Regions from separate parts of the Homo sapiens genome. Here all the other regions are linked to region 1. A link is a contact called in ENCODE Hi-C or POLR2A ChIA-PET data. All regions are on one chromosome and are shown on one strand. Each heading gives the region's core, a stretch centred on a gene start or an enhancer-like site at or near the end of the contact. The rest is flanking DNA. Distances are from core to core; before and after follow the strand shown.

Evidence for each region. A loop is a pair of places that touch in the nucleus more often than their neighbours do. ChIA-PET counts read pairs that join two places held with the same protein, here RNA polymerase II (POLR2A). Pooled maps may share reads with other maps.
Region 2: a map of CD8-positive, alpha-beta T cell shows a loop between it and region 1 (16-fold over the local background). The contact joins the promoter of CCNT1 here to the promoter of RACGAP1 in region 1. A Hi-C loop is called at or near these places in 3 of 168 maps with a recorded cell type or tissue (CD4-positive, alpha-beta T cell, CD4-positive, alpha-beta memory T cell and CD8-positive, alpha-beta T cell) and 7 of 50 pooled maps.
Region 3: a pooled map shows a loop between it and region 1 (5-fold over the local background). The contact joins the promoter of GALNT6 here to the promoter of RACGAP1 in region 1. A Hi-C loop is called at or near these places in 3 of 50 pooled maps. POLR2A ChIA-PET finds 5 or more read pairs at or near these places in 2 of 52 experiments (BJ and T-cell).
Region 4: a pooled map shows a loop between it and region 1 (13-fold over the local background). The contact joins the promoter of DAZAP2 here to the promoter of RACGAP1 in region 1. A Hi-C loop is called at or near these places in 1 of 37 single-sample maps with no recorded cell type and 7 of 50 pooled maps. POLR2A ChIA-PET finds 5 or more read pairs at or near these places in 1 of 52 experiments (activated T-cell).

What each region holds. Positions count from the first base shown.
Region 1 is chr12:50,019,392-50,026,958 of GRCh38, reverse strand. RACGAP1 (Rac GTPase activating protein 1) reads left to right here and starts at 1,465. Exons shown (of 17, transcript NM_001319999.2): 1 at 1,465-1,561. RefSeq lists an enhancer at 1,513-1,602.
Region 2 is chr12:48,711,192-48,718,262 of GRCh38, reverse strand. It overlaps CCNT1 (cyclin T1), which reads left to right and starts at 1,556. Exons shown (of 9, transcript NM_001240.4): 1 at 1,556-1,748; 2 at 3,739-3,820. The coding sequence starts at 1,588. RefSeq lists enhancers at 802-1,041, 441-1,441, 1,512-1,791.
Region 3 is chr12:51,390,151-51,396,950 of GRCh38, reverse strand. It overlaps GALNT6 (polypeptide N-acetylgalactosaminyltransferase 6), which reads left to right and starts at 5,545. Exons shown (of 12, transcript NM_007210.4): 1 at 5,545-5,664; 2 at 6,014-6,101. It also overlaps a transcript of SLC4A8 not described here. RefSeq lists enhancers at 3,065-3,154, 5,198-5,782, 5,783-6,368 and a silencer at 4,973-5,512.
Region 4 is chr12:51,234,696-51,242,357 of GRCh38, reverse strand. It overlaps DAZAP2 (DAZ associated protein 2), which reads right to left and starts at 3,532. Exons shown (of 4, transcript NM_014764.4): 1 at 3,438-3,532; 2 at 1,897-2,015; 3 at 1,242-1,487; 4 at 1-28. The coding sequence starts at 3,450. RefSeq lists enhancers at 1,933-2,569, 3,286-3,535, 3,459-3,753, 3,845-4,482 and a silencer at 3,626-3,735.

The DNA.
Region 1 (7,567 bases), core at 216-2,715:
GTCTGTAATCCCAGTGCTTTGGGAGGCTCAGGTGGGAGGATCACCTAAGGCCAGGAGTTCAAGACTAGCCTGGACAACATAGTGAGACCCTTCTCTACAAAAGATAAACAAACAAGCAAAAGAATTACCTTGATCATGTGCCTGTAGTCCTAGGTATGAGGGAGGATCCCTTGAGTGTAGGAGTTCATATTTGCAGTGAGCTATAATTGTGCCACTGCACTCCAGCCTGCGTGACAGAGTAAGACCCTGTCTCTAAAATAAAAGTGGAGTCAAATTTTCGGGTTACAAAATTTGTGATGTGATTTTTGGATAAAATACAATTTTATATATTTATGGTGATGTTTTGATGTATGTATACACTGTGGAATGACTAAATCAAGCGAATTAATATATCCATTACCTCACATACTTTATTGAGGTGTGTGGTGAGAGCATTTAAGATCTACTCTTAGCAATTTTCAAATGCATTATACTTTGTTATTAACTACAGTCACTGTGTTGTACAATAGATCTAAATTTTCCTCTAACTGAAATTTTATATCTCTTGACCAACATCTCCCTAATCTCCCTCCCCCAAATCTGTGATCTTTCTTTTCTTTTTTTTTTTTTAAATTAAGGACCAATGTGACAGTAAGTGATCTTTCCTTTAAACCACAGCGCTTCTTGTATGCTCCAGCCAGTATTTTTCCAAATTGCGGGTAGCCATGCGTTGTTGAGTAGTGAGTTCTGGGTACTTTGCATGTAGTAAGGATGAGCAGAGTTTTCATTACCCGGTTGCAACGTAAAATGTATTTCTCACTGTGGGTCCAGAGTTTTTAAAAAGCATGAAAGCTCCTGTGCTAGCACAATGCCAAGTTCTAAATAACGTTTATTAAATGGAATTATAGTATTTTATTTTCATTTTGTATTTATTTTTGTTTTCTAGAGCTATCGCCTCCATTCGTAGCTACTGGACAGTAGAGACCATACCATCTTTATTTTTCCGATTCCCAGTGGAGTGCTTGTGATGATGTGGGCTCATTCAATGTGTGTCAAATAAAAGTCTGAATGGATACATCAATGGAAGGGATAATATAGCTCAGTGAATGTGCTTGAAACTAACTGCTGTTCTAACTCCTGGTATTCTTCTGATTCTACTGTGAGAGCTGACATTGTTCAGTTAATCGTTTCCAAGGGCCCTAGTCCCGCAGACAGTGAGACCAAGAATAATTCGCATTCAGGAAGTACCACTTGCCCTTAGTCAATATGGCATCCTGAATGACTTCCGGAAAGGGCACCGCAAAAAAAAACAAAAAAAACCGAAAAACCGTTGACATTAGTCAAAATGGCCACCTTTGGCTTCGCTTTGTCAGAATGCGCATGCTCATTCCCGTTCCCGTCACCTCCGCGTGGCCCTGACGCGTACGTCACACCGTAGAGGGACGGCGCGGGAGGAATAAATTTCTCTGTGATTGGTTGGTGAAGGTTTTCAAACCGGAGCTGTGGGCGCGGCGCTGCTCTGCCGTTGGGTGAGGCGCGGAGCGAAGTGAAGGGTGGCCCAGGTGGGGCCAGGCTGACTGAAGTGAGTAGTGGGGGTGCCAGACCAGGTGCGTCTGCCGCTGGATTGTGATAGGAAGCAGAGTGTTCGTGTGGTGAGCCGTGGCCGCCGCGGGGGTCCGGGACAGCGGGACAGCGGGACAGGCTGGCAGCCACAGCCTCTCCACTCGGGCTTTTCTGGGGTGGGGGTCGTGGCAGGTCGAATGGACGCGGCCTGGGAGGGTCGGGGGCTTCTGTCTTGGCGCCGGGTTTTGTGGAAAGCCGGGGGCGTCTTTTTGAGGTGGTGGCTGGACCAGGGCAGGAGTCATCCTAAACAAGAGTCTCTCAGTCAGATACGAGTTTAAGAGTGGTTGGAGTGACACCCCATCGTTTTCGAAGGGAAGAGCCCTGGTGTTTGAGAGGCCCGGGCGGCCTGCAGTGGAGCCCCTCTACTTCGTGGGTCTCGTATGTCTAGGGAGGCAAGGCAAGGCAATGACATCTTGTCCTTCTCATCCTGATTCTTACCCTCAGTAACAACGAGGCCTTACTTGTACACTTTCACGTACATTTCTCTTCACAGGATTTCATCCGTAGGCCGAGAGGTGTGTGTCGGAAAGTGGGGGTAGGTGGGTAGATAAGCCCTTTTTTTTTTTAAGAAAGCATTATCTTTCTAATGTGTCGGGTAAATAAGCTTTCCGAGTTATTGTAGGTGTTTAGAGAAGGCGCCTTTCCTGTAGCTTAATCATTCAATAAGTATTTATCTTTTGGAGGGGACTTAAAAAAATTTTTGTATATTTAGGGGGTACAAGTGCAGATTTCTTACATGCATATATCGCGTCGTGGTGAGGTCTGGTCTCTTAGTGTCCCCATCACTCAAATAGTGAACATTGTACCCAATACGTAGTTTTTCAACCCTCAGCCCCCTCCACCTTCCCATCTTTTGTATTCTCCAGTGTGTATTATTCCACTCTGTATGTCTGTGTACCCATTGATTAGCTTTCACTTATAAGTGAGAACATGCGGTATTTGACATTCTGAGTTATTTCACTGAGGATAATGGCCTCCAGTTCTATCCATGTTGCTGCAAAAGACGTGATTTCATTCTTTTTTATGGCTGAGTAGTATTCTGTGGTGTATGTCTGTCTATATATTACATTTTCTTTATCCAATCCTTCGTTGATGAACACTTAGGTTGATACCGTATCTTTGCTACTGTAAATTCTGCTGTGATAAATATATCAATGCAGGGGTCTTTTTGATATACTGATTTCTTTTTTTTTTTTGAGACGGAGTCTCGCTGTGTCGCCCAGGCTGGAGTGCAGTGGCGCGATCTCGGCTCACTGCAAGCTCCGCCTCCCGGATTCACGCCATTCTCCTGCCTCAGCCTCCCGAGTAGCTGGGACTATAGGGGCCCGTCACCACGCCCGGCTAATTTTTTGTATTTTTAGTAGAGACGGGGTTTCACCGTTTTAGCCAGGATGGTCTTGATCTACTGACCTCCTGATCTGCCCACCTCGGCCTCCCAAAGTGCTGGGATTACAGGCATGAGCCACCACGCCCGGCCGATATACTGATTTCTTACCCTTATACCCATTAGTGGGATTGCTGGATTGAATGGTAGTTCCATTTTTAGTTCTTTGAGAAGTCTCCATACTGTTTTCCATAAAGGTTGTACTAGTTTACTTTTTTTTTCTTTTTCTTTTTCTTTTTTGAGAAGGAGTCTTGCTCTGTGGTCCAGGCTGAAGTGCAGTGGTGCGATCTTGGCTCACTGCAAACTCTGCCTCCCGGGTTCAAATGATTCTTCTGCCTCAGCCTCCGGAGTAGCTGGAATTACAGGTGTGCACCACCATGCCTGGCTAATTTTTTATTTTTAATAGAGATACGGTTTCACCATGTTGGCCAGGCTGGTCTTGAACTTCTGGCCTCAAGTGATCAGACTGCCTTGGCCTCTCAAAATGATGGGATTAGAGGCGTCAGCCACCATGCCTGGCCTGTTTACTTTCATTCAATAGGTATTTCTTAAGTGCAAAGTGTAAGTAGAAGACAGTCTTATTTGGTCTTAAAGAATGTGCAGTTAATTTGGGGTAACAGAACTTAAAAAGATAACTGGTGAGTCTGGTAAGCCTATACACTGTTGAAAGTACTGTGCATTAGTACATCCCTTTTAGAAAACTTTTTGGCACTATTAAGAGCCATAAAATGTTTTTACACCCTAATATAGCACTCCTAGCCTTGGAAATCTAGTCTAAGGAAAACAGTCACCTGAAGAAAAATATTGTCCATAGGAATGCTCAATTCATTTATTCACCAAATATTTATTAGTCATTTACCAAATGTCAGGTACTGTTCTAGGCATCAGGGAAGAAAACACAAAAATCTCCGCTTTCTTGGAACTTAAGCTAGAGGAGAAACAGACAATAAACTGAATAAATATGTAAGTATGTTAGATGGAGAGAAGTGCTTTGGAACAAAGTAAAGCAGGGTAATGTTAGAGAAAGGCTGCAGTTTACAATAGGATGGTTGGAAAGACCTCACTGAGAAAGCAGCATTTGAGTAAAGATATTTGAGGTGAGAGAGTGACCATGCAAGAGATTCCAGGCAGAGGTAAGTGAAAAACTGGAAATGACCTAAACGTCCAAAGAAGAGAATAGTTAAATAGTTGTTCATCAACTCTTTAGAACTTAATGGAAACATGATAGAAGCAAAACACAAAATTATATGTAATGTATGATTGTAACACCATGAAATAAGAGTGTAAAATGGGCAAAGATTAGATCAGATGGTACATATAGTTGTTTAGGATAGTGAGATTTTTGTTTTGCTATTAATTTTTTGTTTTTGTTTTCGTTTTGTTTTTTTTTGAGACAGAGTTTCACTCTTGTTGCCCGGGCTGGAGTGCAATGGCGCCATCTTGGGTCACTGCAACCTCTGCCTCTCGGGTTCAAGCGATTCTCCTGCCTCAGCCTCCTGAGGAGCTGGGATTACAGGCATGCACCGTCATGCCTGGCTAATTTTGTATTTTTAGTAGAGACAGGGTTTCTCCATGTTGATCAGGCTGGTCTCAAACTGCCGACCTAAGGTCATCCACCTGCTTCAGCCTCCCAAAGTGCTGGGATTACAGGCGTGAGCCACCACACCTAGCCTGTTTTACTGTTAACTTTTTGAACATAGAAGATTAATAATAAACAGTATTTTTGTATCTGCTAAATGAATGTTATAGATAATAAAGGAAATCATTTTGGACTGAAATGGTTAGGGAAGGCTTCAGTGAATTGGTGAGACTTATTCTAGACCTTGAAGGATGGAAGACCAGAATAGGAAGAATTCACAGGGAAAAAAAGAGGTATTCAGTATGCTGAACTTCTAGTAATTTTCTGAAAAATCACAATTCAAATCTTCCCTTCCTTATTTTAGTCTTCATGTTGGATTGAGAACATTTTGTTTACTCTCTGCAAGTGATTTGCTTATAAAGAACATTTGGTTTCAAGATAATCCTTCTGTCCGCCAGTTGTATTAGAGACTTTCGATACAGTGAAGCAGAAGCTGGACATTTCAGGAAAAGAATTGTCCTCACATTGTCCTCAAATGTGTTCCTATGAAAGGATCTTAAAGTACTGAGATTATCTTTGAGAATGGTTTTCCTTGACAGCAGGGAATCTATATTGTTGATTTCTTGGAAATCTCCAGATTTAGCAATGTTTGTGGGAAAGTTTTTCATTAAAACACTTTCCTGAAAAACTCCAGCAACCTTTCATTGCTTTGTCTTAAAGTATTTAACACCCTTGATGCATCTAAAAAACCTGATATATAGGTCTCTTAATAATGTTGTTTGAAGGAGGAGGAAGAAGAGGATAGAGACTTTTCCCAGGATACCCTGCAGTAAGATCTGTAATAGTCTGTTTTTCTGAAGGATGATATCTACCTCTTGGCTGGGTGATTGAAATTAAATTGGGGGCTCAAAGCAATCACATCCAGCTGAGACTCTTTCATGGTGTTTCCAGATTGCTCCCTTAGGGATACTCACAGATTGGGAATCTGTAACATACTGACTTCTCCACCTCTGGGGTTCCCCATCAATAACAGCTGAGATTCTCTAGCACCTTTTGGTTTAAAGTGCTCCACAAACTGAGTTTCTTGCTGCACGCAGGGATCGTTTCAGCTTTCCCGAAAAGGCAGCAGTCTCTGTTGTGGAAAGTGACAGCTGTTTTACAGCTGCAAAAGCAATGTACTACAATATGACTTTGTTTTTGTTTCCTTTCACATTAGTGTATCTCCTAGCTATGGACTAAATAATACATGGGGGGAAATAAACAAGTATTCATGAGGGTGAAAATGTGACCCAGCAGGAAAATTACAACTATTTTCAATTGACGTTGAATAGGGTGAGTAAATTTTAGCTTTTTGAGTTACAATTTGGCTGAGATATCAGAGTTAGTACTGATATAGAAAGATATTTTTGTCATCTATAAATAATTCCTGAGAGTCACTTCTGTAGAATGTTAATAAAAATATATGGTCCCCTAGCATATAAAGAGAAGAGGATTATATTCTGCTAGTGCCATTTTTGGATTACCCTAAGTAAATCTATGTTAGAGGAAAAAATAACTCTTCAGAAGCAGCAAACCTCATCTAGAACAGCTTGTTTAAAAGCCTAGACCTGGCCAAATTTTGCTGTTTCCTTGATTCTTCTTGGTCTGGGTTCCAGCTATAATTTGTGTTTTATATGTGTTGCTGTTTGTATGACATGTTATGGTTTGCAGGAGGTCTCTGAGTAGGTCTGCAACATATATGGTCTAATTGATATTTTTGTAACTTATCTCTTCAATGTGTTGGGTTGGAGAGAATATAGATTTTGGACTCAGACCTGGGTTTCAATGAGAACTCGACATTTATTGGTTAATTTAAGGTTTCTGGACTTAGTTGCCCATTGTCTGTAAAATGGAGATAATTAAGTTAGTGAGGCCAGGCATGGTGGCTCACGCCTGTAATCCCAGCACTTTGGGAGGCCGAGGCAAGCAGATTGCTAGAGGTCAGGAGTTCGAGACCAGCCTGACCAACTTGGTGAAACTCCATCTCTACTAAAAATACAAAAAAAAAAATTAGCTGGGCCTGGTGGTGGGCACCTGTAATCCCAGCTACTCGGGAGGCTGAGGCAGGAGAATCACTCGAACCCTGAAAATGGAAGTTGCGGTGAACCGAGATGGTGCTACTGCACTCCAGCCTGGGTGACAGAGCAAGACACCGTCTCAGAAAAAAAGTCAAATTCACTTAAAGAAAAAGTGTACGTGAAGTGTCTAGTTTAGTGCCCGAATCATTTCAAAGCACCTAGTAAATACTGGATTCTTTTCTTTCTAATTGTATAGTATTATTTTTAAAAATGGTCTAAAATTCTGAATTTACTGATATCCTTATTTGGAGACAGCCTAGGGGGGAAAACACCTAGATTTGAGAATCACTGTTTTAGGATGGAAGTAACAACTATCAGACCAAAACCAAACCTAAACAAAAGAAACTCACTTCATACCAACTAAAAGATACCTTATATTTTGGTAGTGAGATTGTAAACTTATACATTTTAAAATTTTTGTAATATTCTATGAGGTAAATAGAGCAAGTGTTATTGTTTTCACTTTATAGATGAGTCATGGAATTTAAGTGATTTACTGAAGATTATACTACTGGTAGATAGAAGAGCTAAAGGTTTGTCCCAGGACCTTTTTATTTATTTATTTATTTATTTATTTATTTTAAGAGAAGGGGGTCTTGTGATGATCAGGGTGGTCTCAAACTCCTAGACTCAAGTGATCCTCCCACTTCAGCCTCCTGAATAGCTGGGACTACAGGCACGCACCACCACACCCATCTTGTCCCAGGACTTCTGCTCCCTCTCCCGCTTTTAACTGTTCTTTTTGCTTTAAACTATATTACACGTTGATGTTGAGGTAGAATGGAAATTCTTTTGACCATAGCATCACAGATATGTGTGTGTTTGTTCTCTGAATTAACACTTATCAATTTTTTTTTGTGAGCATCATATTAAATGCTACATGCT
Region 2 (7,071 bases), core at 307-2,806, 1.3 Mb after region 1:
CTATCTTGCCCAGCACCAAACAGTTATCAGAGGCTGGAGCTGGGATGTATCTTTTTTTTTTTTTTTTTTTTTGAGAAGGAGTCTCGCAATGTTGCCCAGGCTGGAGTGCAGTGGCGCGATTTCGGCCCACTGCAACTTCTGCCTCCCGGGTTCAAATGATTCTCCTGCCTCAGCCTCCCGAGTAGCTGGGAGTACAGGCGTGCGCCACCACGCCTGGCTAATTTTTGTATTTTCAGTAGAGATGAGGTTTCACCATGTTGGCCAGGCTGGTCTCGAACTCCCGACTTCAGGTGATCCACCCGCCTTGGCCTCCCAAAGTGCTGGGATTATAGGCTTGAGCCACCGCGCCCGGCAAAGGAGCTGGGAAATATTTTGACAGAGGGCAAGAACTTGCTAATCTGTGCAAGTGAGGGGTAGTGGTGGAGGCTTTCCACACTCAAGGGGCAGTTTTAGTTCACCCATTCGCAAACGTACTTAAAAATTACCTCTTAGAGTTGTGCTGAATAAATGAAACAGTATATTTAAGTCAGTATTGTGCCTGGGACATGTAAGCTCTTAATTAATGTTATTAATTTCATTTTATTCCTTTAAGTTGGATCACTGGCGAACAACGTGAGAATGTTTTCATGCCTTTGGCTACACATTAAAGCGACCTCTCCAAATGGGTTGTCGCATTTTACATTGCTACCAACAATGTAACAGCCTTCTAGTTGCTTTATGCTCCGATATACGAAAGAGCCCCACCATTTGATTCTGTTTTTCAGTTTCTGACAGCCTCACCTACTTTCTCTTTCAAGTTCATCTGCCACATTTTTACTTATTTTATTTTTTTGAGACGGAGTCTCGCTTTCTCACCCAGGCTGGAGGCTGGGGTGCAGTGGCGTGATCTCGGCTCACTGCGATCTCCGCCTCCCGGGTTCAAGCGATTCTCCTGCCTCAGCTTCCCGAGTAGCTGGGACTACAGGCGCGCGACACCACGCCGGCTAATTTTGTATTTTTAGTAGAGACGGGGGTTTCACCATATTGGCCAGGCTGGTCTCGAACTCCTGACCTCGTGATCCGCCCGCTTCGGGCTCCCAAAGTGCTGGGATTACAGGCGTGAACCACCGCGCCCGGCCCATCTGCCCCATTTTACATCACCACTGCCGTCACAAACAAAGTTCTCGTAAGAACCGCCAAGCGGCGCGTGGGCGGCCGCCCCATCCCACTATAATTGCGGCCTCGCAGCCTGACCCGGGGCGCCAACGCTCAATCCGGTTCTCGCGGGAAGATACACGGTTTTTAAGAAAGAACTTCTAACCCCACTCCACCGCCCAACGGTCACGTGACGCGCCTGCGTCCTCGCCTCAAGGTTTTTTCTGGTCGCATATTGGCTGTTAACTCGGCTACGGGGTGTAGCGAGGTGCATTCCGGAAGTAGGTCCTTTGACTTTTGCTTCCTCTACGGAGGCAAGTAACAACCCGGCGGTCGACGCTTAGCGGAAGTTCGTCAAGTCGCAGTTGCCCCCGCACAGCGGATGTGGGTCGCCTCTTAGGTGACGCTGGGAAGTGCCTGCAGCCTTCGCCGCTGCCTTCTGGTTGAAGCACTATGGAGGGAGAGAGGAAGAACAACAACAAACGGTGGTATTTCACTCGAGAACAGCTGGAAAATAGCCCATCCCGTCGTTTTGGCGTGGACCCAGATAAAGAACTTTCTTATCGCCAGCAGGCGGCCAATCTGCTTCAGGACATGGGGCAGCGTCTTAACGTGTATCCTTGTGGCCTAGGCCTTCGGCCTTGGAGTTGGTCCCGCCATGCTCTGGCGTCCGGGTCTCAGGCTCTGTGGGGGGGACGAAAGTGGGGAAGAAGGTGGGCAGAAGCTGGATGTCTAGTTGGGAGAGCCCACGATGGGGCGGGCTGAAACTCAGTTAGCGCTAGGGAAGCGAGGCAGAGTTGATTTCCCGCTCGCTCACCCGTGCCGCCAGCCTTGCTGGGAATTCGTATCCTTCCCGGCTTTGTGTTTTAACCAGCCCTTCCAACTCTGTCTTCATTGTGTTCTGATCTGCTCTGGTGACGTTAAGATTCTCATTTTCCGCTGTGCCCTAGGGGTCTAGGTCTGGCAGAGGTTTCTCTGTTGACGGCTGCCTCCCAAACCTAGTGTGTAAATTTCGAGAAATTCAGTACCTGAAAGTGTTATAAAGGGTGGACTAGAATTAATGCCTCAGCCTTGGTCCAAAATCCATTCCTCATCTACTAGCTGTTTAAGTGACCTCTCAAATTTTTGGCCGTCTTGTCTATAAAATGGGATAATACCTCTTGTGTTTGATTCTGTGTCCAGCACAGTGCTTTGCATTCAGATGCTCAGTTAGTAGCTACTGTTTTATAGAATTTCAGAGGAAAGATGTTAGTTTACGTTTGTAGGGGATACCCACGAATCTAATGTTTTAAATAGTTTACAAAATACCGGGTCCTTAACTTACTTAGAGTGATGATATGTATTTCATTTTCAAAAATGAGGTAACGGCTGGATGCGGTGGCTCACGCCTGTAATCTCTGCACTTTGGGAGGCCGAGGCGGGTGGATCACCTGAGGTCAGGAGTTCGAGACCAGCCTGGCCAACATGATTAAACCCCTGTCTCTACTAAAAATACAAAAAATTACCCCGGCGTAGTGGCGGGCAGCTGTAATCCCAGCTAGTCAGGAGGCCGACGCAGGAAAATCGCTTGAACCCGGGAGGCGGAGGTTGCAGTTAGCCGAGATGGCGCCACTGCACTCCAGCTTGGGCAACAATAGTGAAACTCCGTCTCAGAAAAAAAAAATTAAAAAAAAAATGAGGTAACCTCTCCCACATATTTTTGTTTGTTAGGAAATACACTTATTTTATGGTGGAGAAAACTAGTATAGTTTTAAATTTCTTTCCACTCTGCGTGTGAAAATTTTCTTGGGTGCAGCTTCTATTTAAATGTGTGGCTGACAGTAATGTGTGTATCTTAAGGGTGTGTTCATCTCAAAATGGGTGTCTGTTTTATCGCCAGTTTGTTTCCTGCTGATGTCCAGGTTTGTTTCCTAAGCATCCTGTCAGTATGGAGTTAAATCTTTTTGTTCGAAATTCTATTTCAGTGCATCCTTAAAATGCTTTCCTTTTTGTATGTGTGTTGTCATTAAGGTTGTCAGCCAGGCGCGGTGGCTCGCGCCTGTAATACCAGCACTTTCGGAGGCCAAGGCAGGTCGATCAGTTGAGGCCAGGAGTTCAAGACCAGCCTGGCCAACATGGTGAAACCATGTCTCTACTAAAAATACAAAAAGTAGCCAGGTCTGTTGGTGGGCGCCTGTAATCTCAGCTACTGGGGAAGCTGAGGCAGGAGAATCGCTTGAATTTGGGAGGTAGAGGTTTCAGTGGGCCAAGATGGTGCCACCGCACTCCAGTGTGGGCGACAGAGTGTGAGCCACCGCGCCTGGCCGCCTTATATAGTTTTTAAAAAAATCTGTCTAGATTCATACATCCTGAGATGTTTGTTTATTCATTCAGTACATTTATATTAAATATTTGTTATGTGTAAGGCATTGTGCTAAGTGTCAGTTGGCGATTAATAATTTGGTGAAAGAAAACAGACATATTCTTTGATTTGGAGAGATAAGTATGATTTTCATTTAGTAGTATCTACTTGCTTGGCCATTTCATCCTTTTGGGAGGGAGATAGAGGTTATCTTTTCCAGAATTATACCTGCCTGTTTTTGGATCTTAACTTGAACACTTCAGCTCACAATTGACTATCAACACTGCTATAGTATACATGCATCGATTCTACATGATTCAGTCCTTCACACAGTTCCCTGGAAATGTAAGTATAATTTTTTTATATGATATAATCCTTTTGTGATTGATTCCACCTACCTATTCCATTTGTGGTTGGTCTTTGCTACTGAACTGTAACTTGAACTTTAGAATTTAGGGTTGATCACTTCCATTATGTGCTGTGTTGCTGTTCTGAATCCAGCTTTTCAGTTTTCCTGTTAAGTGTCTACTTGTCTAGTGGATTTAGTATATCCATGTCGATTCTCTAAAGAAGTAGATTAGGCCGGGTGCAGTGGCTCACAACTGTAATCCCAGCACTTTGAGAGACTGAGATGGGAGGATCACTTGAGCCCAGGAGTTCAAAACCAGCCTGGGCAACATAATGAGACCTCATTTCTACAAAATATCAAAAACAAAAACAAAAAGCAAGTAGCTGGGTGTTGTGGTATGCATCTGTGGTCTCAGCTACTCCAGCAGCTGGCAAGAGGATTGCTTGAACTCAGGGAGTTGAGGATGCAGTGAGCCAAGATTGAGTCGCTTCACTCCAGCCTGGGCATCAGAGTGAGACCCTGTCTTCAAAAAAAACCCCAAAAAACAGATTATCAGACATCTAAAGTCAACATTTTGGGGTTGGAGGAGTAACATTAAAGGGGAAATCATGTGGAATTTAGGTATAGCTTTCTTTTTCTTGCTGGGGTAGGGAGACAGGCAGGGTCTTGCCCTGTTGTCCATGGTGGAATGCAGTGATTTGATTATGGCTCATTGCAGCCTTAACCTTCTGGGCTCAAGCAGTCCTCCTGCCGTAGCCTCCCAAGTAACTGGGACCACAGGCTTGCCAACATATCTGGTAATTTTTAAAATTTTTTTTGTGAAGATGGGGTCTCCCTGTGTTGTCCAGCCTGGTCTCAAACTCCAGGGTTCAAGGGATCCTTCCGCCTCCGCCTTCTAAAATGTTGGGATTACAGTCATGAGCCGCCATTCCTGGCATTAATTTTGAAGTAGTTTATAAAATATGGTCACAGCAAAAGAAGTAAATGTAAGTTACTTAGATTTTCCAAAAGCCTTTGATAAAATTCCAGTCAGCAGTTGGAGGGGAAAGCACATTATGTAATAATAACTGGGAAAATGACTTTTAAGAACATGAAAAATAGGCTATGCATGGTGGCTCATTCTTATGTATAATCACAGCACCTTGGGAGGTTCAGGTGGGAGGACTGATTGAGCCCAGGAGTTGGAGACCAGCCTGGGCAACACGGTGAGACCCCGTTTCTACAAAAAAAAAAAAAAAGGTAAAAAAAATTTTACAAAGAACAGGAAGAATAAAATTATACTAATAAAGAAATTTTATTTTTTTGTACAGAATTATAAATAGTGATCTTTTCAGTGTAGCTATTTGAAATGGTCCTATTTAACATTATTATAAATGACTTGGAATTGAATGCATAGTGATATCCCAGTTCTAGGAAGGACTGTATTTACTTAATAAAACGCCAAGGTAATAGGGATAAACTTGATGAGTACTTCATATGGATTGATTTTTTTTTTTTTGAGATGGAGTTTCGCTCTTGTTGCCCAGGATGGAGTGCAATGGCACGATCTTGGCCCTTTGCAACCTCCGCCTCGCAGATTCAAGCAATCCTCTTTCCTCAGCCTCCCAAGTAGCTGGGATTACATGCATGTGCCACCACACCTGGCTAATTTTTGTATTTTTAGTAGAGACGAGGTTTCACCACGTTGGCCAGGCTGGTTTTGAACTCCTGACCTCAGGTGATCTGCCCGCCTCAGCCTCCCAAAGTGTTGGGATTACAGGTGTGAGCCACTGCACCGGCTGTATACTTCAAATGGATTTGTGAGTCAAGTATTTCCCTGCTTTTTTTTTTTTTTTTTTTTTTTATTTTTTTTTTTTTTTAAGGAAAAGATTATCCTGCTGGGCACGGTGGCTTAAGCCTATAATCCCACAACTTTAGGAGGCTGAGGCGGGCGGATCACCTGAGGTCGGGAGTTTGAGACCAACATGGAGAAACCCCATCTCTACTAATACAAAAATTAGCCAGGCGTGGAGTTTCATGCCTGTAATCCCAGCTACTCAGGAGGCTGAGGCAATCACTTGAACTGGGGAGGCCGAGGTTGTGGTGAGCCGAGATCGCTATTGCACTTCAGCCTAGGCAACAAGAGCGAAACTCCATCTCAAAAAGAAAAAGATTATGCTTTTGAGGATGCTTATTTCGTATCCTTAGAATGGTGGGTTTTCAGATTTATTATTACTTTTTTAATGCTGTAGAAAGAGAGTTTATGAAGCTAGACATAGCTCCTGAAATGTAAGAAACTGGCAGAAACAGTATTGGGAGTAACTGCACAGGAAACTTTTTGGATTTGTGAATTAAGATTTTTGTGGGCCAGGTGCCGTGGCTCAACGCCTGTAATCCCAGCACTTTGGGAGGCCAAGATGGGCGGATCACGAGGTCAGCAGATCAAGACCATCCTGGCTAACATGGTGAAACCCCGTCTCTACTAAAAATACAAAAAAAATTAGCCGGGCGTGGCGGTGGGCGCCTGTAGTCCCAGCTACTCGGGAGGCTGAGACAGGAGAATGGCATGAACCCAGGAGGTGGAGCTTGCAGTGAGCCGAGATCGTGCCACTGCACTCCAGCCTGGGCGACAGAATGAGACTCCGTCTCAAAACAAAAAGAAAAAGATTTTTGCTGATGATCCACCCAGGTTGGCTTTCTTCTGCCCTTAGCCCCTGTACCTCTAGTCATGCCCTGGAGCTTTGCTCTGGCTCTGATTGCAAGGAGTATATCCTTCTTATTAAAAGAGAGAGAAGCCTGTTAGCATTTAACGAGGCTATCTGATAGCACCAGAATAGAAGGTAGTGAGTAGTTAAAAAGTGAAATTTGAAGAGGAAATTCCTAGCCATTTTGCCAGTTCTGAAGGTTTTCTATAATTCTTCCCTTTTATTATGATAAAGACTTGAAATTTGGGGTGAAGTGAATCTCAAATCAAAAAAAGAAACTCTCAAATCAGTTTGTCCACTCTTCATGTATAGGTTAATATATATTTTCCCCTCCTTTTAACTTTTATTTATTTATATATTTATTTATTTATTTTTGAGATGGAGTCTCACTCTGTCACCCAGGCTGGAGTGCAATGGCGCCATCTGAGCTCACTGCAACCTCCACCTCCCAGGTTCAAGCGATTCTCCTGTCTCAACCTCCCAAGTAGCTGGGACTACAGGCACCCGCCACCACACCCAGCTAATTTTTGTATTTTTAGTATAGACAGGGTTTCACTATGTTG
Region 3 (6,800 bases), core at 4,296-6,795, 1.4 Mb before region 1:
CTCAAAAAAAAAAAAAAAAAAAAAATTAACTAAGGCTGAAGTAAAATCATAATAAATTCCATTTTGGAACAAATAAAATATTTAAAGTAATGCTGTGAGTTTTAATACACCTATGTTTCAAGTTTTAAATGTTTTTTCAACTACTTTAATGCTCTAGGAAAAAATAACCATTCAAAAAATACAGAAAAATATGTATGAGGGTATATATTTTTCTTTTTTCCTTAGGCTTCAATATGGCTTAGAAGGAAACTAGTCTTTTTTTTTTTTTTAAATAAAGATGGGGTCTCACTATGTTGCCCAGGCTGGTCTTAAACTCCTGCGCTCAAGTGATCCTCTTGCCTCAGCCTCCCAAAGTGCTGGGATTACAGACATGAGCCACCAGGCCCAGCTGATTCTTTATTTTGAATTTTTGATACTTTGTCCATCACTGATTTTTTGCATTAATTTTGATTTTTTTAAAATATTGCATTAAAGTATTATTTATCTTGGTTACTGAGTTTTTAGATGCCCCCATAAATTTTGCACTCAAGAGAAGTGCCCTCACTTGCCTTACCCTAGTCCTAGCCCTGCTCCTTCATAGTCATTTTTACATCAGGCTCCCCTGACAAACTATGGGTGTCTGGATGAGACAGACATGACTTATTATCCTTGTATCTCCACACCTGACCTAGCATAGAGGCTAACACATGGAGCACTTTAACAGCATTTTATTGAAGGGAGGAATGGAGGAAGGAAAGAAGAAAAACAGCTAATATTATAATGGCTAACATCCAAATTTCAACTGACTGCTTATTGTGTACCAGATGCTGGGTTAAGCACTTTGCTTATTTAATCTTACAACCCAATCATAAAAATAACATATCCATTTTACAGATGAGGAAATTGAGGCACACAGAAATGGGTGAATTGTAGCGCATGAGTGATTATGGCAGAACTAGGAGCAGCTCTGCTTGGGTTCCCTAAAATATTTCTCGCTTTAACTGTTTCTCTCCTGAGCATGGGAATGAGATGAGGAGTAAATGTGAATATGCAGGAAAGTAGAGCAGCAGATGTAATTTAGAAGACCCAACTCTCACACTTTCATGTGTTATCTCACTTGAGCTTCATTAACAACCCCAGGTATCATTAACTGCACTTCACAGATAAGAAACAAAGAGGTAGGGAGGGAGTGGGAGACTCCGTTGTTTCCCTCAGGGTAGAGGAGAGTGGGTGAGATGAGAGGTAGTGATAGGACAGAGGGAGGTTGACCAGCTGGCCTCCCTACTAACCTCCTTGGCAAGTTCACGGCATCCCTTGCACACTCCCCTAGCTAAGTGGAGCCAGCACCTCCCCCTGAAGGGCAGGTCTCCCTCACTCTGCCCCACCAGAGGTGGGTATCCCCTCACCAGGGACCGTGTGGAAGGAAGAGACTAGATAAAGGCCAGGGCTGGTGTCAACGGCCTCACAGAGCTGCCTTTGTCACACTTCCACTGTTCTGCTCCCCTCCAGGTTTCCTGCCTTATGGTGGGGAACACCCTTGATGCACACTCATGTGAAAAGTGAAACTCAGAACACCCAAAACCCGAATCTAAAACAGCCAAGAAATAAAAATAAGATCGTGAGAAAAAAAAAAAAGAAATTCATAGGACTTCCTGAGAAGGGGTCATCCTGGGTCTTTGCAGTTAACAGAATCTAGACATGTCCTGCAGAAGCGCTTATGGGAACTTTCAGTCAGGAATATGCACGGGACCTTGGACCCAAGGTTTCTGGAGATAGAGACAATGTCTAGAGAGGTGGGAAATGGAGCTTTCACTGTATACATTTTCATAGTGCCTGACTTATTACCATGTGCATATATAACTTTTTCATTTTTATTTTCCATTTCATTTACGTATAACTTTTTCATTTACAGAAACCCGTTTTTTTTTTATTTATTTTTTTCAGAGACATGGTCTTGCTCTGTTGCCCAGACTAGAATGTAGCATTGCAGTCACAGCTCGCCGCAGCCTCTAACTCCTAGGCTCAAGCAATCCTCCCACCTGAGCCTCCGAAGTAACTGGGACCACAGGCACATGCCAACACACCCAGCTAATTTTATTTTCATTTTTTCACTATCATATATGTTTTTTAAACTTTTAGGTTCAGGAGTACATGTCCAGGTTTGTTACATGGGTAAATTGCATGTTGCGAGGGTTTGGTGTACAGATGATTTTGTCATCCAGGTAATAAGCATAATACCCGCTAGGTAGTTTTTGATCTTCTCCCTCTTCCCACCCTCCACCCTCAAGTGGGCCCCCGTGCCTGTTGTATTTTTATTTTTTGTAGAGACAGGGTCTCGCTGTATCAGGCTGAACTCAAAGTCCCGGCTTCAAGTGATCTCCCACCTCAGCCTCCCAAAGTGCTGGGATTACAGGCATGAGCCACCACTCCCAGCCTAAAAAACCATTTTTCGAAAGTTGCCTGTACCAGCGGAGGCAGAAATTGCAGTCACTATTCTGTGGTGGCTCATCTGCAAACCTTCCTGGCTTGGTGGAGAGGAAGCCTGCACCGTCCTTCCTGTTAGGAGAGAACAGCTCAGTGCATGACACATTAGGGGTGGGTCACACATCCTGCGGACTCATGAACCTCCAAATTAGGCAGCTAATTATTCTGAGGATTCCAAGTCACATTTAAAATCAGCGTCAGCTGAAGTAAAATCAGATGAGTAATTTGCTTCCGGAATGCGAAACACACAACGCAGACTGCTGCTACTTCTTGGGAAGCTGGGCCCGGCCCTCTCAGGAGCACCAGGCTGGGGGTAATGGCCATGACCCTGTCCTGGGAAGGAATAGGGGCCATTCACCTCAGGTTAGGTTGGGTCCTGACTAAGGTGCAAGACTCACGTCAGGATCACACAACCCCTGAGGGTCAAAGGGCAGAGGTGGAGGAAGGACAGAGCAAAGACGGTAGGTCCGACCTGTACAGGGAGTGTTCAGCCCCAAGAAGAGAGACATGAGGGGCAGCATCCCACAATCTTCCACAGGAAGTGCCCTCATTCTGAGAAAGACAGCTGTCAAGTAAGGCACATGACAAGAATAGAAGCAGCTGGGGCAGTGAGGTGGAATCAGAGTCCAGAGGGTCTACAGATGGGCTAAGGGATGCTCAAGGAAGCTCTGTAGAAAGTCTCTCTAGGAGCTTAAAGCCCACGGCCTGGAATGTGAAAGGAAGGGAGTTGGTGGAAGGCTGCTTAGAGTTAGGGGAGTCGGGCATCATGCCAAGAGTGAGCAGATGAACCCCTTTCTACTCCTGGGAGAATGTCCATCCTTCACGTCACTCTGATCATGTGTAGCTGGGCAACTCTTCTTCTCCACACTCTGCTGGCCTTCTCTCCTGACTCCATCAAAGAACATCTCACCTTCTGAATAGATCAAACCTACCTTGGAGTCTCAGGTTAGAAAAAAAGATTACTTTCTTCATTCACCTGTTAACACCCGGCTGGCTTCCCTGCCTTTCCCAGTGCGTGTCAGAACTTCTTGCTAGGATCTACTCACTCATGCTCCTGCTCCCAGGTCTTAGGGTCTTAGAAATACAAATTCATGGCTGGACTCGGTGGCTCATGCCTCTAATCCCATCACTTTGCGAGGCCGAGGCAACAGGATGGCTTGAGCCCAGGAGTTTGAAACCAACCTGGGCAACATGGCGAAACTCCCTCTCTACAAAAAAAAGTTAGCTGGGCATGGTGGCATGCATCTGTGGAGGCTGAAGCAGGAGAACAGCTTGAGACCCGGAGGTCAAGGCTGCAGTGAGCCGTGATAGCTCCACTGCACTCCAGCCTGGGCAGTAGAGCAAGAAAAGAAAAGAAAGAGAGAAAGAAAGAGAAAAAGAAGGAAAGAAAGAGAAAGAAGGAAAGAGAGAGAGAGAAAGGAGAGACAGAGAGAGTAAGAAAGAAAGAAAAAAGAAAAAAGGAGGGAGGCGGGGCAGCAGAAAGAGGAAGAAAACAGAAAGAAAGAAAGACAAATTTATTTAAATATCAAAACAAAAGAGAAACTGAACTAGTGGTAGAAGTTTCTACCATAGAAAGTTTTCAAATTATTGGCTATTTGGAGTCATGCGCGCTCCTTCTCTGTTGCTAAGGCCCCAAAAGATTGCAGCACACGAGGCAGCGCCGGAGAGGACCACTGAGCAGCACGGGCCCTGGCGGGGTAATTCCGAACACCGGCTTAGGAGGCGGGTTTACCAGGATTCTCATTCCAGCCCTGCCACTAATTGTTCAGGGTTCTCAAGGTCGAGCATGCACAAAATCACCCGGAGGGCTTTTAAAACACAAGTCGCCGGGCCCAACCCGAGTTTCGGAATATTTAGGTCTGCGGTGGGGCCCATTTCTTTTCTTTTCTTTTCTTTTTTTCTTTTTTTTTTTTTTTGATACGGAATCTCGCTCTGTCGCCAGGCTGGAGTGCAGTGGCGTGATCTCGGCTCACTGCAACCTCCCCCTCCCGAGTTCAAGCGATTCTCCGGCCTCAGCCTCCCGAGTAGCTGGGATTACAGACGCCCGCCACTACGCCCAGCTAATTTCTTGTATTTTTAGTAGAGACGGGGTTTCACCATGTTGGCCAGGCTGGTCTCGAATTCCTAACCTTGTGATCCGCCCGCCTCGGCCTCCCAAAGTACTGGGATTACAGGCATGAACCACCGCGCCCGGCCAAAATTTCTAATAAGTTCTCAGGTGATTCTGACTGGCGCTGCTGGTGGGGGATCCCACTTTGAGAAACACCCTCTGCTGTGTGAGCAGCTGCCTCCCCGGTACATTCGGAATAATCATAGTAGGTTTAAAGTTTGCTGGGGCTGGGATTCACCTGATACCTGGCACTTGGAGCCCTTGACACAGTTCATGGCACACGGAATACGAGCTCTTGTTGGATGGAGCACAAATGAGAAGCAAACCTGGGGCAGGACCCCGGGGCCCATGGCCGCCCCGCCGCGTTTCCCCCTCCGGGGCAGGCCTCCGGGCTCCGAGCGCTCCAGGCTGGCGCGCAGCACATTCCGGTTCCATGCACCCGCCGCCCGCGGCTCTGCTAATGCCTGTCCTCTTTGGGGTGACTAGGACCCTCCAATCTTTTTCCGCGCTGAAAGCCTGGCCGCAAAGACCGCACCCCCGGGGCGGGCTGAGACGCAGAGAAGCCGGGGCGCCCCTCTGCCGGTCCGCCGGGAGTTCCCGGGCCCGCAGCAGGCTGAGGACACGGCGGGACCCGCTGCACCTGGCCAGGGAGGGGCGGGGCGGGCGCGTTAGTGCAGCTGGGGGAGGTCCCGCCCCGGTCCCACCCTCCCGGCCGTCCGGTGGGGAAACCCGGGAGCCACCCCGCGGCGCGGCTGCGGCTTTGCCTCGGCGCGACAGGTAAGCGGCAGAAGGAGCCCGCGACCCTCTCCCCGGGAGGGCCCCCCTGAGCTCCCCGACTGCTCGGACTTCCCTTCGGCGGATCTCGCTTCTGCCGAGTCCTCGCTCTCACCTCCTCCTCCGCCAGCCTTCGCCTCTTCCTCTTCCTCCTCACTACCCCCGACAGTAAAATGAAGGGGCTGGGCCAGGCTGGTCCCTCCTGCCTTCGCTCTCTGCTGGTCGCGGTGGCCTGTAGCTCCTCCCTCGGTAGGACCCCCCTCCACCTTGGCGCTTACGAGATGAATGAGGAGCCCAGACCTCTGGAACTTGGAGGGGTGAGAGGGGGACAAGCCAGAGCCAGGGCTCCACACCCTCTTCCCCTCACCCACCCATGCCCTGCATTCCTTCTGTGCCCCGTCTCCCCAGATCGGGCCACCCCATGTGCTCTGGTACGGCAACTCTTGCAGAGAGGTTTCCTCCTGCCCTGCCACGTTGCGCCTGAGCAGAAGGGGACAGCAAGGAGAAGCCTCGCTGGTGGAGGTCGGTCTGAGCCCTGCTTGGTTGAATTCCCTCCAGAGCCTGGGGGCTTTTGGGGGTGGGAAGGGATCTGCCTCCTGCTGTGGGGAAATGGAATCTGCTGGGTGTTCATGACTGTGACTGTCACCGACTTCCCTATTTCCTCAGTTGTTCAGATTCCCAGGCTGACAAAAAGGAGAAACAGCTTTTACTTGCATCCAGGGCCAATCATCGCAGACCCAGACGTCTGCAGAGGGTAGGATGGGGCTCTTCTGTGTATGGGGGTGGAGGGTGGTCAGTTTGCCCACAAAGCTTACAGCAGACCCCTTCTAGCAGCCGACAACCCATTGCAGCACTCTCAGAAAGGATGTTAACTCTGTGCTCTGAGCTCGCCCCCAGGCCCACACACACAATTTACAGGCACTGGGTGAGGTTCATAGTTCTGGACACACCAAAGAGCCTCGAGGACTTTTGCGCCTTCTACCAGAGATGTGTGTGCACCACACAGGCCCTATTCTCCGCTCCAGACAGATGAGCTGTCTCCCTTCCCATCAAAGGAAAGGTTAAGAAGGATGAGACAGGGAAATTCATGTGATGATGAAAACCAGGTCAGGTGAGGGGTTTGAAATATGCTTTGGTTCCGGCCACATGTGGTGGCTCATGCCTGTAATCCCAGCACTTTGGGAGGCTGAGGCTGGTGCATCACCTGAGATCAGGAGTTCGAGACCAGCCTGGCCAACATGGCAAAACCCCATCTCCACAAAAAATACAAAAAGTTAGCCGGGCATGGTGGCAGGCGCCTGTAATTCCAGCTACTTGGGAGGCTGAGGCAGGAGAATTGTTTGAACCTGGGAAGCAGAGGTTGCAGTGAGCTGAGATCGCACCATTGCATTCCAGCCTGGGCAATAAGAGCAAAACTCTGTCTCAAAAAAAAAAAAAAAAAAAAAAAGAAAGA
Region 4 (7,662 bases), core at 2,283-4,782, 1.2 Mb before region 1:
CATTGGGAGGGCATCCAGGAGGTGGAGGCTGAAAGGAAATGACATGATAGAATGGGCACAGGGCAGCTAATATAAGCGAAGGGGACATAGGGGAAGCAGAGGCCTGTTAGGATGAGGCAATGTGCTAACCAGCTGCGTTTTAAGGAGCTAGTTCCGCCACCAATTTGAGTTCTAAAGTAGGTCTATACTTTATGTGAACCCAAAGATACAAACAGGAAAGGGAGCCTACCACTCATTCAAAGGGTTCCAGCTCTAAGATGAAGCCTATGGCTACCTTCTGAACATGAACAGACCAGACCAACAGTCATTTTGAGGGTAGAGAACCACTGTCCTACTCACATTCCCAAAACAGGGACAGGGTGCCAGTCCATGTATGAATCCCACATGGTCCCTACATAGTTTTTAATTTTTAATTTTTTTTTTTTTTAATTTTTTTGAGATAGAGTCTTGCTCTTGTCGCCCAGGCTGGAGTGCAGTGGTGGGATCTCAGCTCACTGCAACCTCCACCTCCCAGGTTCAAGTGATTCTCCTGTCTTAGCCTCCCAAGTAGCTGGGATTACAGACGCCTGCCACCATGCCCGGCTAATTTTTGTATTTATAGTAGAGTCGGGGTTTCACCATGTTGGCCAGCCTGGTCTCAAACTCCTGACCTCAGGTGAGCCACCGTGCTTCGCCCTTACACAGTTTTTGAATGAACTACTGGAAAACTGAAGGCTCGCTAATGACACATTCACTTCATCTCTAGCATGTAGTTACTGAGCAGTCATTTGAGCTCTAAATCCCACGCACTGGGGAATTAAGTAGGAAAAAATGATAACTAAAATTGTTAATATCTTTCTAAAAGCTACTTACTAGGGATTATACATTCTACTTTTTTAATTATCAGGGTTCCTAGTGCAACACCATGCTGATGGCAAATATTAAGTAAATGGTAAATGCTTATGGAATGAATAAGGAGCATTACTAGACCAGTTCAGTGTACCACAATGAACTGGAAAAGCAGCAAGCAGGACTCGACAGACATGAAAACAAAAGAATCTGGTTAACTCAGCCCCCAGTGAGATGCTACTCACTTGCCACAGTTCTGCCCCCTCAAACACTTTCTGCCTGAGTATTGGATGTCAGTAGTTGTACCAACACTGGCAACTATCATCCAGAAATGGTAAGAGAATGAATATGAAGTCATTTCAGAAAGTTAAAATACACAAGGGCTGAGTTTCTTCTGATGAGGTCATACTCACAGGAATGTTGCCAGCAGTAGCCCCAGCTCCAAATCTGGCACCTGCATCATACCCTCCTTCCACCAGCACTGTGGAGCCAGGTGGATAGATGGGACCGACTGGATAATAAGCCATGGGGATTGTGGAACCTAAAGGCCCAACAGCCACAGACTGGGCCATGGGAAGATACAGAGAGGCTCCAGGAAATGCGGCTGACATGGTGGGGACTGTGGCAGCCCCTGGGTGCACAAAGCTCGGACGATAGAGCTAGAAGAGGCAGAAGAGAAGGCAAAATGTTACTTTATGACATTCCTATTTGAGATCTCTTTAATGAGCTAATTCTTAATTCTCCTTATGCAGGTTATACTTTTTGTAAGATTATACAAGTTGCCTTTCCACTGGCCTTCAATATTCTCCTGGATCACTTTCTGCTATAGCTAATGTTGGGCTCACAGAACGCAAATTCATCTTCTGCACCTTAGCCTGTGCCAAATAACACAAAATCATCAAATAATGCACTTTCAACTCCGACAAAAATTGCCAAATTATATAGTGTTTTAGATTATTCATGTTAGCATTTGTGAAGAGTAAATATGTGAAGTCAGATTTAGCTAAGGACTAAAGGACCACCCTAAGAGTATTCCCAGCTAGTTCAAATCTGGCAAACTGGAAGCACCTCTGAGTAGGCAGGTGGAGCATCGGTATAGGGTGGAGCCTGAGGAAGATGCAAGGTCTGAGGGTATACTGGATTCCCAGGAGGCTGCACAGGGTAGGTTGGCTGTGTTGGATATTGACCTGAAAGACAAGAAAAAAATGAAGGTTGCCTACTACACAGAGCTACCAAAATGAGGCAGGTCATATCGGGTAGCTAACTTAGTGGGAGCAAGCAGAAGGGGATTTGCAAATAGTCTGCCCCAGAGGGCCTGATTCCTGGAACTAAGAAAATATGCATTGTCTTTGCACCCTTAAAATGGAAGGTGCTGGATTCTAACGAGACAAGAAAGGCACTGCTCACTGCTCCTACTAACATACCGAAGTAAGGGGTTAAGTCTACCTGGGCCCAAGTTCCCTCCGGAATGCAGGACAGGTCTGGGGTTCTGGCCTGCTGCTGTTCTGGCTTATCAAGGGTGCCTCTGCTCTAGGTAGTCTCCACAGCCTGTCTACAACCAGCCCAGACTTCGTGGGTAACAGCAGTTCTGATTTTCCTTACAGATTACTATTCAAGGTCGACTTCCAAACAAAGGGTGTGAATGATGGAAGTGAACCGTGAGACTGGGAAAAGGGTGCAGGGCTGAGGGGTGAGGAGGAATATCCTCACTGGAAAAGCGGGGGATCAGGTTTGGTTTTTTGTTTGTTCTGAGACGGAGTCTCGCTCTTTTGCCCAGGCTGGAGTGCAGTGGCGCGATCTCGGCTCACTGCAACCTCCGTCTCCTGGGTTCAAGCAATTCTCCTACCCCAGCCTCCCGAGTAGCTGGGATTACAGGCGCCCGCCACCACGCCCAGCTGATTTTTGTATTTTTTAATAGAGACGGGGTTTCACCACGTTGGCCAGGCTGGTCTCGAACTCTTGACCTCAGGTGATCCGCCCGCCTCGACCTCCCAAACTGCTGGGATTACAGGCGTGAGCAACCTCGCTCGGCCTTTTTTTTTTTTTTTTTTCTATTCCTTTTTTACCCCCTCAACCTATTCCTGCGTTATGGGAATCATGTTCCGACAGACACACTGGTACAACCACAGAAAAGGGGAGAAGTTCTGATCCCGTCAGCGAAGGGCGAGGGGGTGCGAAGGGAAGGAAAAGAGACCTCACAGGCCCCGGCCCACGAACCAACTCCAGCAATTCAGTAGTTAAGTTCGGCCCCGCTGGGGGTTCCGGAGCGCGGCGCCCCGCCTCCGCCGGCTCTCCATTGGCCTACGCGAATGCCTGCGCTAGCGCTCTATTTGCTCCTGCGGATGCCCATCATGTCAAGCCCCCCCACCACCCGAGCCCGCAGCTCCAAACTGCGCCACAGAGTTTACGGAGGAAAGGGCCTGGAGGCAGCAAGCTGCCGTAATTTGGGTATGACGAAGGCGTCAGGCGCAGCGCCCTGGACTGCAGCCGGCCAAGGAGCATGGCGCAGCCCACCCCAAACCTGGCGTTTGGTGACCCTGGGCTCCGAATCCGCTCGCTCTGGGCCAGCAGTACTCCCCCCGACGGCCTCTGCCACCCTCGGTCCTTGCCTTTGCTGTTCATGGTGGTTGCGGGTCCGGTTTGTCTCGGCGTCGCGGACGGTTATTTTTTTCGTCCTCTTCCTGTTCGGAGCTACTTCCGTGTCACATGATGGTCCGTCCGCCTAGCGTCACCCGACGCCCGAGTGGCGCTGCCGCCGGAAACTCCGCCCCTGCTCCGGGCCTCCAGTCGGCCGCGGGAGGGTCCGCGCGGTCCCGCCCACTCGCCTTGGCCCCACCCCCTGCTCGTTTCTGTCCTCCCCCCCCCTACCGGTGTCCCTCAGCTGGAGAAAAACCAAATGCAGGTATTGTCTGGAAACAGGATCTTTTCTCTGTTGGACGCTCGGATGCAGAACGATGCAAGCATTCCCCGGAACCTTTTTCCACCTACACGCATTCACTCAAGGTCACCTCACCTTGGCAACCTTCCACGAGGGGCTTAGATTTCTGCAAATTTGTCGCACTGCCTGAAATCGGCTCCCCACACCTTAGTTTATCATGCGTCCCTCCCCACCAAGCCCAACTTAAGCTTCAGCTCTGTTAAAATTTATTTTGCCACTCCAGCTCACATGTATCCTTTCCTGAATGAGACCTGCACTGGAATCTTCGCTGCCCTGTCTTCCCCAGGACAGTCGTTGCCTTTCTCACGTACAGGAAGGGGTTATGTTTTCCGTGCTGTACGCAACACCTGGCACTGAAACTGACATAACTGCACTACCCATGGAGTGTTTGTGGCCCTTTCCTTTTTTTAGCACCTGTTGCAGGTGACCTGTATGGTACCTCTATTTTTCTCTATGTATGGCTTCTCTTTCTAACCTAATTATCCTTAAGGGCAAAGATGGCATCCTTTAGGGCAGCGATTAAGTGTTTTCTTTTCTTTTTCTTTTTTTTTTGAGACGGAGTCTTGCTCGCTTGCCCAGGCTAGAGTGCAGTGGGGCGATCTCACCACAGCCTCCACCTCCCGGGTTCAGGCAATTCTCCTGCCTCAGCTTCCTGAGTAGCTGGGCCTACAGGCGTGCGCCACCATTCCTGGCTAATTTTTGTATTTTTAGTAGAGACGGGGTTTCACTATGTTGGCCAGGCTGGTTTTCTTTCTTTCTAAAAAAAGTTTTAATTTTTTCTTTTCTTTTTTTTTTTTTTTTTTTTTTTGAGATGGAGTCTTGCTCTGTCGCCCAGGCTGGAGTGCAGTGGCATGATCTCGGTTCACTGCAACCTCCGCCTCCTGGGTTCAAGCAATTCTCCTGCCTCAGCCTCCCGAATAGCTGGGATTACAGGTGCCCGCCACCACGACCGGCAAATTTTGTATTTTTTAGTAGAGACGGGGTTTCACCATGTTGGCCAGGCTGGTCTCGAACTCCTGACCTCAGGTGATCCACCTGCCTCGGCCTCCCAAGGTTCTGGGATTACAGGCATAAGCCACTGCGCCGAGCCTTATTTTTATTTATTTATTTATTTATTTATTTATTTATTTATTTATTTATTTATTTTTGAGACAGAGGCTTGGTCTGTCGCCAGGCTGGAGTGCAGTGGCGCAATCTCAGCTCACTGCAACCTCCGCCTCCAGGGTTCTAAGCGATTCTCCTGCCTCAGCCTCCCGACTAGCTGGGATTACAGGCACGTGCTATTCATTTTTTAATACAGAGATGGGGTCTCCCTGTGTTGGCCAGGCTGGTCTTGAATTTCCAGCCTCAAGCGATCTTGCCACCTCCATTGTCCAATGATTAAAGGGTTAACTCTTAGGACCCAGGAACTCTCCTGGGCCTACCTCCTGCTCATGTAAACTGCCCTCAGATTGGTCAGGCCTACTTTACAGGTTGTTGGGTATTTTGCTTGTCACAGTGGGACCTGGGCATTGGGAAAACCAGGGCAGAGCCAAATGAGATTACTAACAAAAATGAAAGAGTTGCAGGCCAGTGCTTTCTCTGGCAGGTGGAATTAAGAAGTAAATGGTGGCTGGGTGCAACAGCTCACACCTGTAATCCCAACACTTTGGGCAGCCTAGGCAGGAGGATCGCTTGAGCCAGGAGTTCAGAACCAGCCTAGGCAGCATAGTGAGACTTCATCTCTACAAAAAAAAGTAGTAGTAATTAGCTACTTTCTTGAACAGGATCAAACTTTGGCATTTTCTTCATTCTCGTAGATTCCCCAATGAGATGAAGATGTTTATTTGGTCATTTATCAAACATTCTTTCTTACATTAATTTAACAAATATTTTTTGAGCACCTATTATGTGCCAGGCCCTGTGACAGGCACTAGGGAAATAATAATGAAGAGACAGGCATAGTCCATACTCTCATGGAATTTATGGTCTACCTAATGGGAGAGACAGAAAAGTGAACACATAATATGATTAGTGCTGACATAAAGACAGCATGGAGTGTGAGGAGAACACATAGGTGAGGCACCTACTCTATTCTGATGTAGTCAGGGAAGGTTTCCTGATGCAAGTGATGTCTGAGATGAAATCTGAAGGGTGAGAGCAGGTTAAGCAAGTGAAGAGGGTTCCTGGAAGAGGGAACTGCTTATGCAAAGGCCTAGAGGTGAGAAGGCTTATAGAGGGGGAGGGCATGAAAGAGTTCAGTGTAGCCAGAGCATACTGGTAAGGGGACTGATAAAAGATGACCCTGAAGATCCGGGTGCGGTGGCTCATGCCTGTAATCCCAGCACTTTGGGAGGCCAAGGCGGGCAAATGACTTGAGGTCAGGAGTTCGAGACCAGCCTGGCCAACATGGGGAAACCTCGTCTCTACTAAAAACACAAAAATTAGCTGGGCATGGTGGTGCGTGCCTGTAATCCCAGCTACTTGGGAGGCTGAGGCAGGAGAATTGCATGAACCTGGGAGGCGGAGGTTGCAGTGAGCCGCGATCGTGCCATTGCACTCCAGCCTGGGTGACAGAGCAAGATTCTGTCTCAAAAAAAAAAAAAAAAAAATTGACGCTGAAGAACTGTGAGCCAGACCTTGCAGGGACGCCTTAGAGCCCATGTAAGATCCCACATGAAGATACTGGATTCTATGTTAAGGGCACTAGTTAGCCACTGAAGAATGTTAAGCAGGAAAGTGATATGATCTTGTTTTTGTTTGATTGATTGATTGATTGGGACAGGGTCTTGCTCTGTCACCCAAGCTGGAGTGCAGTGGTGCAGTCACAGCTCACGGCAACGTTGAACTCCTGGTCTCAGTTCATCCTCTCACCTCAGCCTCCCGAGTAGCTGGGACAGTGGGTGCTTGCCACCATGCCTGGCTAATTTTAAATTTTTTATAGAGACAGAGTCTCACTTTGTTGCCTAGAGTAGTCTAGAACTCCTGGCCTCAAGCAATCCTCCTGCCTCGGCCTCCCAAACTTGGGATTACAGGCGTGATCCACTGCTCCTGGCTTGTGTTTTTCTTTTAGAAAAATGCTTCTGGGCCAGGCACAGTGGCTCATGCCTGCATTCCCAACAATTTGGGAGTCCAAGGCAGGAGGATTCTTTGAGCCCAAGAGTTCAAGACCAGCCTGTGCAACGTGGTGAAACCCCATCTCGGCAAGAAATTTCTAAAAAAGTATCCAGGCATAGAGGCACGCACCTGTGATCCCAGCTACTCGAGGGGTTGAGATAGGAGGACTGCTTGAGCCCGGGAGGTCGAGGCTGCAGTGAGTCGTGGTCACACCACTGTACTCTGCCAGCCTCGGTGATAGAGGCTATCTCAAAAAAATAAAGAAAAGAAAAGGAAAAATCCCTCTGGTTGCTAAAGAATATAGAATAGGTTAAAGAAAGGGCAAGAGTGGACGTATGTCTGAGATACCATTTAGAATCAAATTTAGTCATTTAGGTGTGATGATGGCAGACTGGCCTAGGGAAGAGGCAGTACAGTAGAGAGAAATGGGGGGATTCCAGAAATATCCAGGAAGCAGAAACAACTGGACTAGTTCCAGGACTAATGTCAGGACAAAATTTCTACAAAGTCAAAACTCCATATAGTCAAATGACAAATTGGAAAAATATATTTGTAATTTACATCACAAAGAGCTAATCTTCCTGCATGTAAAGAACTCTTAGACATCAGTAAGAATATGATCAACCATTAGAAAAAAATGGCAAATGACATTTACAGACAGACAGTTCACAGAAAAGGAAAAACAAATGACTCCCTAACACATGAAATGATGTTCAGCCTGGGTCGTAATCAGAAGGCAGATTAAACCCCACCGATATCATTATCAGATTGGCGAAAATCCAAACATTTGCTAACATTAT